Linked DNA regions of Homo sapiens: all the other regions are linked to region 1. The links are chromatin loops, found by intact Hi-C in ENCODE. Cell type or tissue: HCT116. All regions are shown on one strand.

The links. A loop is a pair of places that touch in the nucleus more often than their neighbours do. Peaks named below come from ENCODE experiments on the same cell type or tissue, not always from the same donor. Only the 100,000 strongest peaks of a DNase experiment are listed, where the experiment ranks them.
Region 2: it touches region 1 in a loop (6-fold over the local background); 36 of 110 quality-filtered maps call a loop at or near these places.
Region 3: a loop joins it to region 1, with 4 times the contacts of the local background. A loop is called at or near these places in 33 of 110 quality-filtered maps.

The regions. Positions count from the first base shown.
Region 1 is chr17:76,277,548-76,282,547 of GRCh38, reverse strand. QRICH2 (glutamine rich 2) reads left to right here. Exons shown (of 19, transcript NM_001388453.1): 8 at 433-684; 9 at 1,595-1,717; 10 at 1,820-1,894; 11 at 2,097-2,261; 12 at 2,394-2,515; 13 at 3,120-3,185; 14 at 3,406-3,507; 15 at 4,359-4,559. Among named protein-coding and RNA genes, the nearest start is that of UBALD2, 15 kb to the right of the region's middle. RefSeq lists an enhancer at 4,596-5,000. In HCT116, a CTCF peak has its summit at 2,872 (motif pointing right); a DNase peak (open chromatin) is centred at 2,907.
Region 2 is chr17:76,012,249-76,017,248 of GRCh38, reverse strand. EVPL (envoplakin) reads left to right here. Exons shown (of 22, transcript NM_001988.4): 15 at 1,621-1,799; 16 at 1,884-2,022; 17 at 2,140-2,333; 18 at 2,673-2,823. Among named protein-coding and RNA genes, the nearest start is that of EVPL, 13 kb to the left of the region's middle. In HCT116, CTCF peaks have their summits at 2,666 and 2,866 (motif pointing left); a DNase peak (open chromatin) is centred at 2,898; H3K27ac peaks cover 662 bases.
Region 3 is chr17:76,024,373-76,029,372 of GRCh38, reverse strand. It overlaps EVPL (envoplakin), which reads left to right and starts at 2,067. Exons shown (of 22, transcript NM_001988.4): 1 at 2,067-2,272. The coding sequence starts at 2,175. RefSeq lists an enhancer at 1,598-2,485. In HCT116, a CTCF peak has its summit at 2,355 (motif pointing left); a DNase peak (open chromatin) is centred at 1,932; H3K4me3 peaks cover 1,826 bases; H3K27ac peaks cover 3,235 bases.

The DNA.
Region 1 (5,000 bases):
CCCCATGGCATGTGAGCAGGAGCGTGTGCAAGCCCACCCCTCACAGCCCCAGAGCCTGGGGCGGGGCCTGTGTGTCATTACGGTCCTCTGTGTGTTTATGGCCCGGCTAACTGGCAGCAGCACTTTACGATTTAGCTAAAGAAGAGATGTTCTCATGCTGAGCTGGTGGGCTGGCTGGAGAAAGCTCCAGAGGCCTTCTTCTGGCAAGGGCTTGGTTCAGTGTTGACACTGTGTTCTCGGAGAACTCTCTCTACTCACCGTTTACTGGATAGATGCCCATGATGGCACATGCTCTGGGAGGCACTGAGGATGCAGCAACTGCCCAGGGCACGACAGGGGAGAGGCACACAGGCTAGGGGCAGTGCCAGCATGGGCAGAGCGTGGCCGTGACTGGCCTCACTGCCCTGCTGCTGCCGTCTCTCCTGCACGCAGTTGGACAAGCTCAGGATGATCATTGAGAGCATGCTGACCTCCTCCTCCACGCTCCTGTCCATGAGCATGGCCCCGCACAAGGCCCACACCTTGGCTCCTGGCCAGATCGACCCTGAGGCCACCTGTCCAGCCTGCAGCCTGGATGTGAGCCATCAGGTCAGCACGCTGGTGCGGCGCTATGAGCAACTCCAAGACATGGTCAACAGCCTGGCCGTCTCCCGACCCTCCAAGAAGGCCAAGCTCCAGAGACAGGTGGGGCTCTGCTCGCCTCCCTCCTGCTGCAACTGGACATGGCCCCACAGAGGAGGGCCACCCTGCTGCAGACCCACAGAAGTGGGGCGGGTGTTTGGGCCTCAAGGTCAGCTCTCCGTGGCGGAGCCCTTTAGCCAGATCCCACAAGAGTCCCTGGTCTTTCTGCAGGTCCACAGCGAGGGTAGCAGCAGAACTAGCTTTGGGGACAGGAGACCATGGGGAAGAGCTGGCTTGATGGGGTGGGACAGCACAGGCCGGCTGAGGACAGATCAGTGCCCTTCGCGTGCCCTGGAGACACAGGCCCAACTGTAGGAGATGTTGACTCCCTGGCACGCGAGTCTTCCAACCCCTTCTCAATTTCCCTAGAAAGGGCAGGCTTGCTGGTGGGGGCGGGCACAGCCACAAATCCTGGGTCCTGCCTCTTGGGCTGAGGAACTCAGATTTGGGCCAGGAGAGGAGGGGAGAATAAAGCCCACAGCCCAGCTCTCAAGTGCCCCGGGACAGCACATCACTCCTGAGCCTCCATCACCTCTAATGACCCCTGACCGGCAGGCCAGGGTCACAAGGCTAGTCCATGGGGATGTAGGTGACTGACGCTTGTGTCCTGTGGGGGTGGACACCCAGAAAGGGCAGACAGAGGGCCTCCCGCACTGTTAGTGGAAAATTGTTTTCCATTGTTTTTGAGACAGGGTCTCCCTATGTTGCCCAGGCTGTTCTTGAACTCCTGGGCTCAAGTGATCCTCTCGCCTCACCTCAGCTTCCCAAAGTGCCAGGACTACAGGCATGAGCCACCGCTCCCAGCCTTGCAGATGTTTTAAGGGCCAACTTACCTGGGGCAGCAATATTATGGCAGCAGGGGGTGGGATCGCGCCAGCAGCCTCCGAGAGCCTTCCCATCCCTCCTGCCGCAGGACGAGGAGCTGCTGGGCCGTGTGCAGAGTGCCATCCTGCAGGTGCAGGGTGACTGCGAGAAGCTCAACATCACCACCAGCAACCTCATCGAGGACCATCGGCAGAAACAGAAGGACATTGCTGTGAGCGGCCGCAGGGTGGCTGGGATGGGGCCGGGGCTCAATGTGGTGCCCTAGCCCCGCAGCTGCTGGCTCTTTTTTTCTCTGTTCACTTGGCCTCCCCAGATGCTGTACCAGGGTCTGGAGAAGCTCGAAAAGGAAAAGGCCAACAGGGAGCACCTGGAGATGGAGATCGATGTGGTGGGTGCCAGGCCCCAGGAGCCACGCTGTGTCCCAGGGCGGTCTCGCTGACTGTTCTTTGAGAGACTGAGTGGAGGGGAGCTGGCGAGACGAGTGTGGGCTCTCAGAAACCTGCCTGGTGATAGGGGTCGACACCCCCAGGGAATGGGGCCCCTCCATGGCCATCTCCCAGATGCGGGGACCTCTGTCTGTCTCTGGGCAGAAAGCCGACAAGAGTGCTCTGGCCACCAAAGTGAGCCGTGTCCAGTTTGATGCCACCACGGAGCAGCTGAACCACATGATGCAGGAGCTGGTGGCCAAGATGAGCGGGCAGGAGCAGGACTGGCAGAAGATGCTGGACAGGCTGCTCACAGAGATGGACAACAAGGTGAGGCAGGGGCATGGCGGGGCTCTCCATCCCACAGCCTTGCCCCCAGGATCGGGACAGCACCACCTTCTCCTGGGTCAGCCCCCTACCTGCTTCCTTAGAGGTCCCCTGGCCCCTCTTTCCCCGCCACAGCTGGACCGCCTGGAGCTGGACCCAGTGAAGCAGTTGCTGGAGGATCGGTGGAAATCGCTGCGACAGCAGCTCAGGGAGCGCCCCCCACTCTACCAGGCAGACGAGGCGGCTGCCATGCGGAGGTGAGGCCTGGGAGGCAGGGGAGGAGGCTGGCACGCTCTTCAGGGGGTGAGGGCAGAGGGGGCTGGGGGTCTCCAGACAAACAGCTCCTGCCAGCACACAGCGGATCCTGCCCAGGACTGTCCCATGGTTGGAGGGACAGAATTTTAGAGCTTGAAACGCTCTTCTAGCTCAGGCCCCTTCGTATTACAGCAGAGAAAGGGAGGAGGGGAGGCTTAAGGCTCTCAGGGTTTGGCTGAGCTAAGCTGGGCCTTTGGGACAGGGAGAGGTCCTCAGTACCCAGAGCTGAGACAGCTCCTGGGGGCCTGGCCCATAGGACCTGGCCCGTGGTAGGCTTGAATTCCAGGATTCCCATTCGTGGCCGCCAGGGGGCGCCCGAGACTTGCACAGGGCACCCTCAGGGGCCCATGGGAAGCCTGCTGGCTTTGGGTTAGGACAGGGAGGTCTGGGATGTGAGCCCAGAGGTGGGAGCAGATGGATTCCTGGGGAGCAGGGACATGATCTGCACCCTGGTGGGCTGAGCTTCCAGGGGCCTGCAGAGCCCCAAGCCCTTCTGGGTCTTCCGGGCAGAGCACTCACCCTGCGTGTGCGTCCCATTCCTAACAGGCAGCTCCTGGCACATTTCCACTGCCTCTCATGTGACCGGCCCTTGGAGACACCTGTGACTGGACAGTGAGTGCCCACACCGCCGGCACGTGGCCTCGCATGGCAGGGCTGCGTCTCCTCCCTTCACCTGTGTCCACCTGTCCTCTCCCTTTCTTTCATGTGTCTGCTTCCAGCCCTCGCTCCCTTCCAGGCCGGGGGCGGGTGGGAAGGTTCTTTAGGCAGGTGGATTTGGGGGACCGGACTTGTCCCACTCTGACCCGCCCCTTCTCCCTCTGTCCCTGCCCAGTGCCATCCCCGTGACCCCCGCGGGTCCAGGCCTACCTGGGCACCATTCCATCCGCCCCTACACGGTGTTTGAACTGGAGCAGGTCCGGCAGCATAGCCGCAAGTATGCTATGGGACAGCATATGGGACATATGGGTCCGGGGCCAGGGCTCTGGATGGGGAAGGCAGGGGACAGGGATGACTCCGGAGGGCCCAGCGGAACGTGACAGAAGGCAGTGCTGTGGGACAGTGTGGAGAGCCTCCTCCTTGGAATGGGACAGTGGGGGCCGCAGGCCGATTTCTGAACTAGCTCCCTGGCAGTTCCCAAGGCATGAGCGTAGGAGGCAGACCTAGTCACACCTGCTTTTGGGAGTTACGGTGGGACTTCGTCAAGGGCGCCAGCTGCCTCTGAGAGCTCCTCTACTTCTCAACCTCTTCCTCAGCCTTCGGCTGTCTCAGCAACCCCGGGATTAGAGCGGTGGGGGGAGGGTCCGGTATAGCTCAGCCAGAGGGTGGGCTCAGCCAACGAAGGAGGCTGGCGGTGGGCATCTCATGCTCCCTCCGGCTCCTGCCCACCTCTCTGCTGCTCCCCTTCTCCTAAGGATGGGAGTCCATAGTTCAGAGGACTTCAGGCTGCTCTTGGAGCCCTGTGGGTTCCAGGTATGCTAGGCCAGGTGCGCCGAGATGGGAAGGCCCGGGGCTGCCCTCAGCTCCTCCACCCACAGCTGCAGACAGGCAGCAGGGCTTTCTTCCATTTGGCTGGCCTGCACTTCCCCATCTGAGGAAAGCCTTCCCGGCAAGTCTGGCCCTCAGATGCTGTGGAAAGGACTACTGCTGAGGGGTCAAGCTGCCCAGCGACCCCCAGCCTAGCTGGGTCCTGCACAAAAGGGACCCGGAACTGAAGGATTCGGCTTACACAAGGTCAAGGCCCCCGCCATGGGCCAACCCTCCCTCTGTTCTGCTCACACCCTGCAGCCTCAAGCTGGGCAGCGCCTTCCCTCGGGGTGACCTGGCGCAGATGGAGCAGAGCGTGGGGCGCCTGCGCTCCATGCACTCCAAGATGCTGATGAACATTGAGAAGGTGCAGATCCACTTCGGGGGCTCCACCAAGGCCAGCAGCCAGATAATCCGCGAGCTGCTGCACGCCCAGTGCCTGGGCTCCCCCTGCTACAAACGGTACAGGAGAGGCGGGCGAGGCCATGGGAGCAGGCACCCAGTGACCAGGCTTGGCTTCTGCTCGTGCACGGCTGTGCAAATGCCTTGCCCCACTGCTGGGGGAGAAAAGGGAGTGTGTGTGTGTGAGAGAAAGTGTGGGCGAGGGGTGTTAGTGTGTGTGATGTGTGTAAGCCATGTGTCTATGGGTGTGTCAATGTATGAGTGTGTGTAAGGGTGTGTGTGTATGAGTGCGTGTGTGTATGAGTGTGGGAGTGAGTGCGTGAGTGTGGGTGTTTGAGTATGTGTGTGCATGTATGAGTACGTGTGTATGAGTACGTGTGTGTGTGTGCATGTGTATGAGTATGTATGTATATGTTCGTGTGTATGTGCATCTTCGTGTGTATGTGCATAAGTATGTGTGTGTGCATGTATGTGTGTGTGTGACTGTGTGTATGAGTACAT
Region 2 (5,000 bases), 270 kb after region 1:
GGGTTATCCTTCCAAACCAGTTTCTTTTCTTTTCTTGAGACAAAGTCTCTCTGCATCACCCAGGCTGGAGTGCAGTGGCACGATCTTGGCTCACTGCAACTTCTGCCTCCCAGGTTCAAGCAATTCTCCTGCCTCAACCTCCGGAGTAGCTGGGATTACAGGCACACACCACCATGCCCAACTAATTTTTGTATTTTTAGTAGAGATGGGGTTTCACCATGTTGGCCAGGCTGATGTCGAACTCCTGACCTTAAGTGATCCACCCATCTCGGCCTCCCAGAGTGCTGGGATTACAGGCGTGAGCCACCGCACCTGGTCTGTTTTTTGTTTTATGAGATGGGGTCTCACTTTGTCACCCAGGCTGGAGTGCAGTGGTGTGCAATGGTATAATCTCAGCTCACTGCAACCTCCACCTCCCAGGCTTGAGTGATCCTCCCACCTCAGCCTCCCGAGTAGTTGGGACCACAGGTACAACACTGAGCCCAGCTAATTTTTTTGGTAGAGATGGGGTTTTGCCATGTTGCCCAGGCTGGTCTCAAACTCCTGAGCTCAAGCGATCCTCCCGCATTGGCCTCCCAAAGTGCTAGGATTACAGGCATGAGCTACTGCACTTGGCCATATTATTATTATTTTGAGACGGGGTCTTGCTTTGTTGCCCAGGCTGGAGGGCCAGTGGCATGATCAAGGCTCACTGTAGCCTCAACCTCCTGGTCTCAAACAATCCCCCTGTCTTCACCTCCCAAGAAGCTGGGTCCTTAGGTTTTGAAGTCATAGCATCTGCCACATCAGCGGTGTTGGGGTCCAGGAGAAGCCCAGTTAGACTGGGCGGTGGGTGGTGCCTGGTGCAGAGTCAGCACTGCTCGGTGATGGACCAGGCAGATGAGTGAATAACTGATGAAAGAATGAGGGCAACAGTCCCTAGTGGGCAGAGCCAGGGCTTTGGCTGGAGCGACAGGGCCAGGGGACCTGATGGTCTTGTGAGCAGGACAGTGACATGAAGATGACTGTAGGTAACTGTGCCTGGCGCTCACTGCTGAGCTCAGGACACAGGCTCTTGTGTCATCCTCCCATCAATCATTCTTTTTTATTTATTTTATTTTTTTGAGATGGAGTCTTGCTCTTGTCTGCCAGGCTGGAGTGCAGCGGTGTGATCTCAGCTTGCTGCAACCCCCACCTCCTGGGGTTCAAGCAATTCTCCTGCCTCAGCCTCCTGGGTAGCTGGGATTGCAGGTGCGCGCTGCTACGGCCGGCTAATTTTTGTATTTTTAGTAGAGACAGGGTTTCGCCATGTTGGCCAGGCTGGTCTCGATCTCCTGACCTCAAGCAACCCACCCGCCTTGGCCTCCCAAAGTGCTAGGATTACAGGTGTGAGCCACTGCGCCCGGCCCCTCCTATCAGTCATTTTGTAGATGAGGAGACTGAGGGTCAGACAGTTTGCTCTGCCCCAGGTCATCCACAGAGGAACGAGTAGCGCCAGGACTGAACGCAGTTCTCTGGCCTGAGCCCAAGCATGTACCCACCACACTCTACTGCCTCCATGGGCGCAGAGTTAGGGTATCCTGGTAGAAGAGTCGGGCGGAACCCACCTGCCCAGAGATCCCTGACCCCGCCCCTCTTTAGGGCACAGCCCAGCGCCTGCAGAGCCTGGGAACGGAGAAGGAGACAGCCCAGAAGGAGTGCGAGGCGTTTCTGTCCACGCGGCCCGTGGGCCCCGCTGCCCTGCAGCTGCCCGTAGCCCTCAACAGCGTGAAGAACAAGTTCAGTGACGTGCAGGTTCTGTGCAGCCTCTACGGGGAGAAGTGAGTGCTCTGGGGACAGGGCAGCCACGCAGGGCAGCAGCGTGTGGCCCAGGGAGTGTCTGAGCCTTGCCTCCTCTGCGGCAGAGCCAAGGCTGCCCTGGATCTGGAGCGGCAGATCCAGGATGCGGACAGGGTCATCCGAGGCTTCGAGGCCACCCTGGTGCAGGAGGCCCCCATCCCTGCTGAACCGGGGGCTCTGCAGGAGAGGGTCAGCGAGCTGCAGGTAAGGGACCAGCCGGGGCCTCCTGGTGTCAGGGGAACCCAGCATTCAGGGGCGGGTGGGTGGACACGGCGTCTCCCCAGCCACGAGGGTGCACGGCTGCGTCCCCTCCTCCTGCAGCGCCAGCGGAGGGAGCTGCTGGAACAGCAGACCTGCGTGCTGCGGCTACACCGCGCGCTGAAGGCCTCGGAGCACGCATGCGCTGCCCTGCAGAACAACTTCCAGGAGTTCTGCCAAGACCTGCCTCGCCAGCAGCGCCAGGTGCGAGCCCTCACCGACCGCTACCACGCCGTAGGGGACCAGCTGGACCTGCGGTGAGCGACTGGGTCCTCGGGGCACAGGGTGTGGGCTGGTGCAGAGCCAGGCATTGCTGTCTACAAGCTGTGTGATCCTGGGCTAGTGACTTCACGTCTCTGAAGCTGTTTCCTCATCTCTAAAATGGGATAACAACAGCACTTACCTCCCAGGGTGGTGCCTGGTAGAGACTGTCCCATCTCTGAATTCCCAGGGTCAGGGAGTGGGGATCTGCACAGCAGGCCACTCGGGCCTCCTGACCTGCCCCCAGGAGGAGGCTCCCATCAGCCTCCCTGTGCACCTGCCCCTGTCCCCACGGGGCAGGTCTTATCTCTGTTCTGGGCCTCGTCCTCCTGCAGGGAGAAGGTGGTGCAGGATGCCGCCCTCACCTACCAGCAGTTCAAGAACTGCAAGGATAACCTGAGCTCCTGGCTGGAGCACCTGCCCCGCAGCCAGGTGCGGCCCAGCGACGGCCCCAGCCAGATCGCCTACAAGCTGCAGGCGCAGAAGGTGAGGCTGGGGCAGGGACAGCTGCCTGTGCCCATGTGGCCCCCTAGTGGCCAAAGCTCAGAAGCGCTCTAAGGGGCTTCAAAGCCCAGGCCACGGAGGCCCTGGGCCCCTTCCCTGGCCTCCAGCTGAAATGCTCCTCTTTGCCCACAGACGGGGCCAGCCCATCTCTGTCTGGCCCGACTGGGGCAGTGGGATTTACAAGCTCAGGCCACAGAGCCCTGAGGGTTCCGGCCACTTTCTCATGCTCATCAAGCCCCTGCCATGTACCAGGCAATGTGTTCACTGGGGTACAACCCTGCACCCTGGCAGCTCCCAGCCTGGTGGGGGAGGTCTGTGATGCCGACAAGCATTGGTGGGAGAAGCTGGAGTGCTGTGGGTGCCCCCAGGCTGGACACACTTGCGGGTCAGGATCGGTAGTGTGGGAGGAAGCAAGTGTAGCCGGGGGAGGGATGAAATGTCCCATGCAGAAGGCATGGCAGTCAGGGGAAAGGAGGGGGACTCAGGGGCGAGGGCGACCAGATGGGCAGACCACACAGGCCCTTCCGGCACAGGACCCAGGCTGCACTCTCTCCTGCAGCCCCCAGAAGCTGCTGGGGAGGGGATGCTTCCAGGCCAGTGTTTAGAAGCTGGCTCTGGCTGCCATGTAGAGAATGACTAAGAGGGTGGGAATGAAGACACGGAGGCCCACGAGGAGCCAGGGTGGAAATCCAGCGGAGAGAGAGTGGTGGCCTGGCCGGGGAAGGGACCATGGCACAGGGCGAGGTGGGCAGATCTGAGATGGAGATGGCAGAATTAGGTGGACTTGGTGACTGCTTGAAGGGGACAGTGAGTGAGATGGACGGGGCCCGGTGATGCCCAGGGTTCTGTTGGGGACAACTGGGAAGAGGGGGCACCTCCACTTGAGGCGGGAACACAGGAAACAGAGCATATTTGGGGAGAGGAATGGGGCCGGCTGGGTCATGCTGAAATGAGGTGGCCAGGACAGCCGAGGGCAGCGGGGAGGTGGACGTAGGCATATGGGAGGGAACTGGGGCTGGGGGTTCCCCTAGGAGCTCGTGAGAGCAAAGATGGGTCTGGGACTGCCGGAAAATGAGAATATCTGGGGAGAGAGTAGGGAGGTGACATTGGGAAGGGGGCCTGGGACAGAGATTCTCAGCCCTGGCTGCAAACTAGAATCTCCCAGAGAGCTTTTAAAACATCCCCAGGCCAGGACCCCTCCCCAGACCAAATAAGTTGGATTATTGTGGTCAGAGCATCAGTATATTAAGTTCCCAGGTGAATAAAAGTGGGCATCCCGTATTGAGAACTTTCCAATTGGAGCCATGGTTCTGGATGAGCTGTAGCAGCATCACCTGGGGACTTATCAGAAATATGAATTCTCAGGCCGGGCGCGGTGGCTCACGCCTGTAATCCCAGCACTTTGGGAGGCCAAGGCGGGCGGATCACAAGGTCAGGAGATCGAGACCATCCTGGCTAACACGGTGAAACCCCATCTCTACTAAAAATACAAAAAATTAGCCGGGCACGGTGCTGGGCACCTGTAGTCCCGGCTACTCGAGAGGCTGAGGCAGGAGAATGGTGTGAATCCAGGAGGCGGAGCTTGCAGTGAGTCCGGATAGCGCCACTGCACTCCAGCCTGGGCGACAGAGCAAGACTCCGTCTCAAAAAAAAAAAAAAAAAAAAGAAAAGAAAGAAATATGAATTCTCAGGGCCACCCGGACCTGCTGGATCTGATGTGCAGGTGGGCCCTGCATGCCTGCCTGCCTCCCACAGGCCCCAGGTGATGCTCGCAGATACTACTGTGCTAGAACGGAACTCTGAGGGGCACAAGGCCAAAGAAAGGTGGCTCATGCCTGTAATCCCAGCACTTTGGGAGGCCGAGGCTGGCGGATCACCTGAGGTCAGGAGTTCGAGACCAGCCTTGCCAACATGGCGAAACCCCATCTCTACTAAAAATATAAAAATTAGCCTGGCATGGTGGCAGGCACCTGTCATTCCAGCTACTCAGGAAGCTGAGGCATGAAAATCGCTTGAACCCAGGAGGCTGCTGTGAGCCGAGATCACGCACTCCAACCTGGGTGACAGAGTGAGACTTGGTCTCAAAAAAAAAAAAAAGGAAAGAAAGGGATTCTGCCAAGGTGCCTCGGAGAGGAAGGAGGAAAAGCAGAGAGAATGAT
Region 3 (5,000 bases), 250 kb after region 1:
ATGCCTGTAATCCCAGCACTTTGGGAGGCTGAGGTGGGCGAATCACCTGAGGTCAGGAGTTCGAGACCAGCCTGGCCAACGTGGTGAAACCCTGTCTCTACTAAAAATACAAAAAATTAGTCGCGCGTGGTGGCGGGCGCCTGTAATCCCAGCTACTCGGGAGGCTGAGACAGGAGAATCACTTGAACCTGGGAGGCAGGGGTTGCAGTGAGCCGAGATGGCGCCACTGCACTCCAGCCTGGGAGACAGAGCGAGACTCAGTCTCAAAAAAAAAAGAAAGAAAAGAAAAAGGCGAGTCAGGGAGGCCAGGGGTGAGGCTGGCGTTGGCCCCCGTAGTCATTCACACAAACGGCTCCTTTCTGAAGACAGCTGATTGCAGGTGTGCAATGAGTGGCTAGAAGACAAGTGTCACCAGGAATAAAGTGGGAGCAGGCTGGGGCAGAGGCTGAGTGGCCAGTCATCCCTGGTGCCATCTCACTCAAGACACGGGCTGGGAGCCAAGGACACTGGAGACCTCTTTGTTTCCTCATTGCTGTCAGGGGCTGCCACTGCCCTCCCCACCCCTACTGCCCCTGTCAGCTCCTCCACCTCTAGGAATGGGGGTGTCCTGCATCCCCTCTCCACGGCCGAGTTCAGGGACTTCCCATGAAATTCAGCCAAAAAGGGCGCAGGACTTTTCTATCCCATGGGGGCCTGAGGCCAGTATCAGGCGTCGGTCCCTGGTCTCCCCCGTCTGCTGGGATCTTTCTCTCCTGCCAGGCTGTGCTTTGTCCTCAGCGAGGCCTGCCAGGATGTCCAGGTGATGTCACCCAGTCAGTCTGTTCCATCCCCTGGCTCCCCCTCAAGCCCTCCTTCCACTAAAACCACGGGGGTTTCAGGAATGACCTGGAAAGCGACGCCACCCCGCAGAAGGGGCCTGTTACGCTGGGCCAGTGAAATGAGCGCCTGGAAAGGGGGGTGCCATCGCCTCTTTCTTGAAGACGCTCAGGGCCACCACAGAAGGAAAAGGCAGCAGCCCTGGTACCCAGTGTGAGGAAAAGACCAATAAGCTGGCATCACTGTCTGCCACTCAATCTGACTTCATAAAAGCCACCAGGGGCCATTTCTGGGTGGGGGAAGAGGCAGGTAGGAAAAGCCAAGTGCATCAGGCTCCCGGGCCTCAGCCAGAGCCCAGGCTTACTGGCGCCTGAAGCCAGCCCTGGTGCTGCTGCACTGTGCACACTTTATAAAATGGGGCCAGGCGTGGTGGCTCATGCCTGTGATCCCAGCATTTTGGGAGGCCGAGGCGGGTGGATCACTTGAGGTCAGGAGTTCGAGACCAGCCTGGCCAACATGGTGAAGCCCCTTCTCTGCTAAAAATACAAAAATTTTCTGGGCGTGGTGACGGGCACCTGTAATCCCAGCTACTCAGGAGGCTGAGGCAGGAGAATCGCTTGAACCCGGGAGGTAGAGGTTGCAGTGAGCCGAGATCATGCCATTGCACTCCAGCCTGGGTGACAGAGCGAGACTTTGTCTCTTAAAAAAAAAAAAAATGGACCTTGTGCCAGTTGTCTGGAGTGAACGTCCCCTGACTGCCCCATCATGTCAGTGGAGAACAGAGAGTCAGGCCCTGGGCTGGCAGGACACCCCCTCCTCTCCTGGGGGATTGAGAGCTGTGGGTGGGGGCCTGCCTGGCAGCAGGTCCTCTGAGCTGGCTGGAGGTGTTTATTAATCCTGAGCTCCGGGGCTGGGGCCTCTCCGCTGAGCCTGCACCTGCATGTGCACGTCTGTCTCCAGCCCTGTCTGTCCTGGCCCAACTCCTTCCCTATCTGGGTGTGATCGCCGCTGCGCTCCCCTAGGCATGTGGGTGTAACAAGTCCAAACCTTCTGTGGGAGTCGGGCAGGCTCGGCCCCGCCCTCAGGGCTGTGCCCTTTCCTCCCAGACTGGTTGTGCAGGAGGAGGCATGAGTGTGGCCGTTGTGGGTGCATGCGCGTCAGGCCTGGGACCCGGCCGCCCGCCCGCTGCCTCACCTGCAAGGAGGGGCCTCCCAGAAACTCCCTTCCCCAGTGCCCAGCCGCCCCACCTCGCCAGACTTAGCTGACCAGCCAGTGAGGACGCCCGCTGCCTCCCACCTGCCCTCCTGCCGTCTTTCGCCAGCCAAGCCCAGCCTGAGCCAGCACTTGCCTTTACGACCATGTTCAAGGGGCTGAGCAAAGGCTCCCAGGGGAAGGGGTCCCCCAAGGGCTCCCCCGCCAAGGGGTCCCCCAAAGGCTCCCCCAGCAGGCACAGCCGGTAAGTGGGACTGGGGGATGGGGAGCCGGGGAACTGGGGTGGGGGTGGTGCCAGGCCCAGGTCCTTGAGCCACCTGGCGGCGGCGGCGGCCCAGAGCCCAGGACCAGCCCCGTGCTGGCATTTGGTGTCCTGAGGCCAAAGGGCCCAGGGATGGACTCTCTCCCTGCCTTGGGAGCCGCAGGCCCAGGCCGAACTTCAGCCCTGGCAGGAGGCAGGGGATGACCTGGGGCTCCCTACATCCTCTAAGGGGGCCTGAGGGCCACGGATTGAGGCCGCTTCGCGGGAGAAGTGCTGGACAGGAGCCTGCACGGAGGCCCTCCTCTGCCAGAGGCTGGGAGACAGGAGAGCCTGGGAGACAGGAGAGCCTGGGAGACAGGAGAGCCTGGCTGCCTGACTGCAGCTCTGCCCCAAGGCTCTACTTGGCTGGGATGACCCCTGGAGCCTGGGTACAGGGCATGAGGACTGAGGGGACGGGGTGGGATCCCTGGGGTAGGGATGCAGGGGCTGTGCTGCCTCCTGCCTAAGCCACAGCCCTCCCCAGAGTTCTCACCCAGGGCCTTGTTGTATTGAAGAGTTAGGGGTTCATGGCCGGGCGCCGTGGCTCACGCCTATAATCCCCGAACTTCAGGAGGCCAATGCGGGAGGATTCCTTGAGCCCAGGAGCTCGAGACCAGCCTGGACAACATAGGGAGATCTTGTTTCTGTAAAAAAATAAAAATAAAAAATAGCCAGGCATGGTGGCTCGTGCCTATTGCTTGAGCCCAGGAGTTTGAGGCTGCAGTGAGCCATGATCACACCCCTGCGCTCCCGCCTGGGTGACAGACTGAGACTCTGTCTTAAAAAAAAAAAAAAAAAAAATCCTGGCGCAATACCTCACGCCTGCAATCCTACAACTTTGGGAGGCCGAGGCGGGTAGATCACTTGAGCCCGGGAGTTCGAGACCAGCCTGGGCAACATGATGAAATCCCGTCTCTACAAAAAATATACAAAAATTATCTGGATGTAGTGGCGCATGCCTGTAGTCAGAGCTACTTGGGAGGCTGAGGTGAGAGGATCACTTGAGCCCGGGAAGTCGAGGCTGCAGTGAGCCGTGATCACTCCACTGCCCTCTAGCCTGGGTGACAGAGCAAGACCCTGTCTGTTAAAACAAAATAGAGCTGGGGCTTCCTTTTCCAGTGGGTGTGGTGCAGGGGGCACTGGGCCTCCCTTGGACCACCCGGCTCTCTGGAGCCCAGCCTCAGCAATCTGTGGATGGATTGGGCGGTGTTCTTCCCACTCACTGGCTTCAGCTCGTCTGCAGAGGAGGCAGCAGCCCGCCTGGGTCCAGGGTGTCGAGATGACCTCAGGGATGAAAGGCTGGTGTGGGAGTGGGGGTGCCCATTACCCCGATAGGGATCAAGGCACCAACAGACACCGAGGCTGGGTGTCTGGGCGGACGGGAAAGACAGTGGTTAAGACTCTCAGCTAACACTCTCGCTGAGTGACCTGTCCTCCCTGGGGCACCTGAGCCCCACCCAGGGTGGAGTGTGCAGCTCCCGGTGGGAGCAGCCATCCCAGGAGGCGGGACCTGAGGAGGGGCGCCCAGGGCCCAGCACCTGCAGCTCCCACTGTCCAGGCAGGCTCCCCAGCAGTGCGCTCCTGGCCTGGGGCAGCTCCGTCCTCAGGGCCCTGTTGGCTCTCCCCTCACGTGCGATCCACTCGTTTGACATGAACTTACTGAGCACTTACTGTATGCCAGGACTGTTCTAGGCACTGGAGATGTCACTGTAGACAGAACCAACAAGCCCCTGCCTTCAAGGCACTAGCCCTCTAATGGGATAAAAACTAACACGTGCTGGGTGCCGACCCTGCACCAGGCCTGCACTGGACGTTTCAGATGGATAAATTCAATTAATGCTCACAATAGCCCTAAGGCATAGATATTTTTATTAAAATCCCGCTTTACAAGTGAGGAACCTCAGGCACAGAGAGGTTGAGTAACTTGACCAAGGTCAAGTCCATCATCTTTCTGATGGAGAAAGATGAAACCAGGGTGTCTTGGCCACAGAGTTCTTCCAGACTGCTGTGCCTTCACCAGCACTGTCCCTTTGCCTGGGGGGGCCCATCCTTTGACCCAGTTCAAGGCTTCTCCTGCCCCAGCATAATGATCCCCCATAAGGCACTGTGCTCATAAGGCTTGGACCAATCTGCCCTCTTTTAGGTCTGCTTGACCTTGTGACCTCCGCACAGTGAGTGCATGCACACAGCAGGTGCTCTATGGAGGCTGCAGGGCGAATGCACAGAAAAAGCCCTGGGGTGGAAGCAAGGTTTCCCCTCCACCCCTGACCATGTGACTCAGAGCAAGTCAGAGCCCAATCTGGGCTTTGAACCCTCAACTCTGGAGAATGTTAGGGTGCCCAGTAGTCTCTTGCGCCTGCCCCACCTCCCCGGCTCCGACAGTGTGAGGCTCCTCTAGATGGCTACTGAAGCCAGCATGCTGGCAAGGCTCCCTGGGGTGGAGGAGGTATAGGGGAACACAGGGCTGGAGTGCGAGGAGGTGGGGATGGGGGACATGCTGCTGCCTCCCTGCCCCAGCCAGCCCAACTACCCCTCCCAGGGCCCAGCCAGGCTGGCTCAGGTGCTAGTGGCTGAGCCGGTGATTCACTGGCTCGGGGAGGGAAGTGGCAGGTAGCTAGGTGGGGTCGGGAACTCACTGCCAGCACAGCTGGCTAAGGCTGGGACACCGAGG